Linked DNA regions of Mus musculus: region 1 is linked to region 2. Evidence: chromatin loops called from intact Hi-C (ENCODE). Cell type or tissue: heart. All regions are shown on one strand.

Evidence for each region. Peaks named below come from ENCODE experiments on the same cell type or tissue, not always from the same donor. Only the 100,000 strongest peaks of a DNase experiment are listed, where the experiment ranks them.
Region 1: a loop joins it to region 2, with 2.9 times the contacts of the local background. A loop is called at or near these places in 5 of 42 quality-filtered maps.

The regions. Positions count from the first base shown.
Region 1 is chr15:8,108,068-8,110,567 of GRCm38, reverse strand. It overlaps Nup155 (nucleoporin 155), which reads right to left and starts at 1,255. Exons shown (of 35, transcript NM_133227.3): 1 at 966-1,255. The coding sequence starts at 1,122. In heart, a CTCF peak has its summit at 1,509; a DNase peak (open chromatin) is centred at 1,317; H3K4me3 peaks cover 2,123 bases; H3K27ac peaks cover 1,659 bases.
Region 2 is chr15:8,444,267-8,446,766 of GRCm38, reverse strand. Nipbl (NIPBL cohesin loading factor) reads left to right here and starts at 2,304. Exons shown (of 47, transcript NM_027707.3): 1 at 2,304-2,500. LOC102634078 reads right to left here. Exons shown (of 3, transcript XM_017316813.1): 3 at 904-2,500. The coding sequence ends at 1,476. In heart, CTCF peaks have their summits at 188 and 1,303; DNase peaks (open chromatin) are centred at 656, 1,286, 1,616, 2,096 and 1 weaker place; H3K4me3 peaks cover 2,500 bases; H3K27ac peaks cover 2,459 bases.

The DNA of each region.
Region 1 (2,500 bases), 340 kb after region 2:
CAACGACCCCACCCCCCCCCAGGGTTTCTCTGTATAGCCCTGGCTGTCCTCGAACTCAGAAATCCGTCTCCCTCTGCCTCCCAAGTGCTGGGATTAAAGGTTTTTCTGTGTAGCTTTGGCAGCTGTGGAGCACCCTCTATAGACCAGCCTAGCCTGGAACCCACAGAGATCCGCCTGCCTCAGCCTCCCAAATGCTGAGATTAAAGGAATGGACAACCACTATCTGGCTGCTGTCAGTATTTCTGGTTAAAAAAATAAAAATCTCTTAATAGATTTTTACAAGTCATTGCTCATGTGCTTTGGGCTACTTTTGATTGATTATTCTGTTTAAGTTACTCCCACCCATTTTTTTTTCTCACCAAGTCTCACCTGCATGTTACATTTCTGTTTTTCTCCAACTTTCATTTCACAAGAAACATTTTGTAGCAACTAATGCAACTCCACAAACCTTTAGCTGGTAACAAGTTTTAAAAGTTAAGGCAAATTCTTCCAAATTATCTCCTCTGTTGGCAGATAAACTTAGTTCTGCTCTCCCTGTCAGTTAGCCTTCTGACCCCTATATTTCTTTCCTAGTTAGTCCCGGCACTCACAAATATACTAACTCTACACGTATGACATGACTCTGAGAGAACGCGGCAGATTTCCAAATTAACTCGCTTGCTTTTCTGAGCGAGCATTATCGAAGCAAAAAATGCACAGAAATGGAATCTGGATCAGAGGATTCTTCTCATTTGGACTTAATGAGTTTGCTCTTACCTCCTCGAGTATCTACAGTAAATAAAGTGTAGACAAGAAGAAATAAGCAATAAAAGCTAAAAGTCGGTTGCTGTTTGTCGTGTTTTCAAGAAACCAAGCCCTAATCTCTGAATGTTCACGAGGGCACCAACGTACAGAGAAGAAGACAGGGGAATCGGACTAGAATCCTATGGTGGGGAAACAGAGCGTCCAGTGGACCGATCACTCACTTGGGGCCGACACCATGAGCAGCTCAGAAAGGTCCGGGTACATGCGGTCTTCTTGCAACTGTCGATCGATAAGCCTCCCCGCGTTTTCCAAAGCTTCCTGCAGGGAGGCGGCGGCCGACGTAGAGGCCACCATCATAGAGCCCAGCACCGATGGCATGTCGGCAATCGTGGCCACCGCCTTATAGAAACACTCCAAACCCGTGGAGAACCGTGAGAAAAACGAAGAGAGCCCAAAACCGCTCCTCGGAACGCGCGCGGAAAACGAATAACTGGGCGCCAGGTCATGACGCACTTCCGGTTCGTCCTCCCCGGCACTGGAAGACGCCGCTTCTGGGACGGGAAGAGGAAGCAGTTGAGTGTCGGACATTGGCGAAGGCGTGAGGGAGGAGACTAGAGTTGAATTTGGAGATGGCCTAGGGAAGGGAGGAGGAGAAGGGAAGAGGATACGGGAGAGGGGAGGGGACTGGGGGCGGGGCGGGGGGGAGAGGGAAGAGGAACTTCGGGTGCTGGAGTGGGGTTGATGTCCCCTTGCGGTCGCCTGTGCGGTGGTGACATCGCGCGTGCTGATTCTTTGCTTTGAGCCCCACCCCCAGTTTGGAATGTGGCGACGGCTGAAGAGTGGCACACATCCATTACCGTGGTTCCCTGATAACTTCTAACAGTAGTTAGAAATTGATCGCTAGTTCCAGAAAGTTTACCTGTGAGCCAGAAACTCACAGCGTTTCAAATAATGGGGGTGAATTAAGAATTCATTGGATTGCTGGGCGGTGGTGGTGCACGCCTTTAATCCCAGCACTTGGGAGGCAGAGGCAGGCGGATTTCTGAGTTCGAGGCCAGCCTGGTCTACAGAGTGAGTTCCAGGACAGACAGGGCTACACAGAGAAACACTGTCTCAACCACCACCCCCCCCCCCGGCCCCCAAGAAAGAATTTATTGAATTTTCCCATGTGCGTGTCTGGGTCATTGGCTTTGTGGCTTTGCGAAATTTTTTGGTTGGAGGTCAGCGTTGGACGGTGTCTCATGCCTGTTAATACGCGTCCTATGGTTTCGGCAAAAGGATTACTGTGTCATTTGGTGAGTTCCAGATAGCGTGCTACGGAATGTGTTCCTAACTCAAAACAAACAGAGGCGGGAAGGGAGATACTGTGTGATGGGTCCTGCCAGCGGATTTAGGAAGTGGAGGCAGGAGGATAAGTTCATCCTCGGCTGTGTGGCAAGTTTGTAGTAAACTTGAGAGTCTGTCTCAAGAAAAAGAAGAAAAAAGTGTTTGTTCTTGCTGTATACCTTTCTCCCTTGTTGCCTTGGGAGAACACTCATCTGATCCATCTGTTCTCATCTCAGAGCACAAGGATATTAAATAATGGATGCATTCAACAGATGGTCTGATTCTAGGAAACCGAGTATGTACTGTGTCAGGAATCGTGCCTGCTGTTGGGAATACCAAATTACTACACTTTTACAGAGACAAAGTAAATGCCTCTCAAGGTCCAGGCATAGAGGCAGGCACCTGTAGTTGGAAGCCAGACTGGGCTATG
Region 2 (2,500 bases):
GAACTTTTCCAGTAATGCTGCTGTATCTGAGCCGAGCCAATCAAATTCTTAGACTTCGGTTCAGTCAGTCAGTCAGTCTTGCATGTATTTGCAAGAAAGGGGGGGGGGGGGGGCAGACAGGATTAAGAATGCATTTTTGTGAGTCACTAGAGTAATATGAATTAGCCCACTAGGGGCAAGGCCACGTGATCAACAAATGTCCAGGCCTCTGCCATGCCATCTAGAGAAACCTAAAAGCAATCATCTTTATGAGCTTTCGAATGTCTAGAAGAGAGCTTTCTCCTGACCTCTAATAACCTTATCTCGGTTCCATCTAAACATTTTTCCAGTTTTCACCGTCTTTCATAAAAGTTCTGTTAGGTATTGATAAACTCATAGTAAAGGGTAGAGTTCAGAAGTGAGGGAGGGGAGTGACTGAGCCATCCACAGCGCGCTATGCAGAACACCTGCGAAGGAAAGTTAAACTTCATTTCCTGAAGCCCTGAAGGCTACTGGGGAAAAAGAGCCAGACGAGATAGAAAGCCCGGAGGAAAAAATGAGAACGACGCCGCCAACATGGAAGGTAAACAGAAGTGCTGGAGGCACCAGGGTGACATGGGGCAAAACCCTGATGACGAGGGCGCCGCCAAGTCCCAGGGGCACTCTGGGGAAGGGGACGGCAGAAGCATGGCGAGGCTTAGTTCTATTTGCACGGATATCAAGCCCGGACCTTTTCCCCCACTTGCAGGACTCCTTGGGCCGAAGTCACCGCCCTGACTTACTCCCTCTGGTCGCGATAGTCATCTAGTGTCAGGAGTGCAGAAATGACAAAATCTTTAACACCTCACCCCCAGTGACTTCTAAAGCAAAAGAATAACCTGTAGGCGAGCTGTCCTATACATCAGTGCATAGACAAGCAAACGATTAACGCTGACAACTTATTTTATTTAAAAAAATATAATATGGTTCCTCCTGAGTAAAATGTGCTTACCTACTGGCACTTTTTACCTGAAGAATTAGCCCCCTTACAATTTATACAAAAACAAACAAACAAACAAGCAAGCAAACAGAAAACTGTGTGGCGATGAAATGCCCTCCGGTTTTACAGTAAGACACTACCATCGGGTACGGTACTGTATTCGTATTCACATTTTGTACTCCAGCCTTGTCCAGAGCCTCTGAGTTTTCAACATACAGAGGAAAACGATGTTTTGAAGTGCGCCGGTGCCGGGGCTCCGGTGCCCGGCGTCAGGATGGCCTGGGCTCCACCCACACCTAGATCGCAGCGCCAGAGCGACCGGCTCCTTGCTTGCACAGCGTCGCCTACAGGCCTTATCCCGACTACCAGGGAGGCAATCAAAACCACCGCCAAAAAGGAAAAAAAAAAAAAAAAAAAAAAAAAAAAGAGGCAAGTCCAGCAGCCCTCTCGTATTTCCAGAAATTAATGCACCACCACCACCACGATCACGATTCCAACTCAGCCAGGCTGGGAGTCTTCACCTCCGAGGACTGTGTTCTTCGCAGAAAATAACCCAGACAGACATAGGATCCGGCCGCTCCCGGGACGATCCATCCATCACGGCTGCGGGAACAGCGTTTGAAAGGTCGGCATCCAACCCGCCGGCAGCGGGAGCTCGGCTTCCCCCCGGGGCCCGGGGCCGGCCAGTCAGGGAGAGCAGCGCGGCCTCGGCTGGCCGCCTTCTCCGGGATTGAGGGTGGGGGGCTATGAGGCCCGGAGCGCCTGAGAAGAGGGAGATCCCGGCCTCACGCCACCACAGCGGACCAGCGCCCGGCTGCTGTCGCCTCGAGGGGGACCAAAAGGAAAAAAAAAAAAAAAAAATCAAGCCGGTCACCCGAGCAACGGCGTAGACGCCGTCTTGCAGAAGCGACCCCACGGGCAGCATCCACGGCCGTCCGTTGCACAGGACAAGGGCACGGAGCAGAACCGCCGCTGCTGCTCCCGCTGCCTCCGCCGCTGTCGCCGCCGCCGCCGCGCCTCCGGAGCCCGCGGGAGCCGGCGCGCTGAGGCAGAGCTGCGAGCCCGAGTGGCGGCGGCGGCGGTGGCGGCGGCGGAAGTGGAGTAGGGAAGAGGGGGTGGTTGTTAGTGTTTGGCGCCGGCGGAGGGAGTCATTCCTGCAGCTGCACTTCCGGTCGGCATTTTGTTCTGAGAGGGAGAGACGGAACGAGAGAGAGAGACACACACACACATACACACACACATACACACACACACACACACATACACACACACACACACACACACTGGGCTCCTTCCCCCCCGCCCGCCCTCCCGTCCCTCCCTCCCTCCGTCGGTACCGACTCACCCGACACCAGCAAAGCCGCCAGGGAGGGACGCCCCCGCCGCCAGGAGGATTGGTTCCCGGGCCCGCGGCGATGCCCCCCCGGTAGCTCGGGGCCCCCGGCCGGGTGTTTGTGTGAGTGTTTCTATGTGGGAGAAGGAGGAGGAGGACGAAGAAGAAGCCGCGATTTGTCTTCTCGGCTGCTCTCCCCCCGGCTCTAC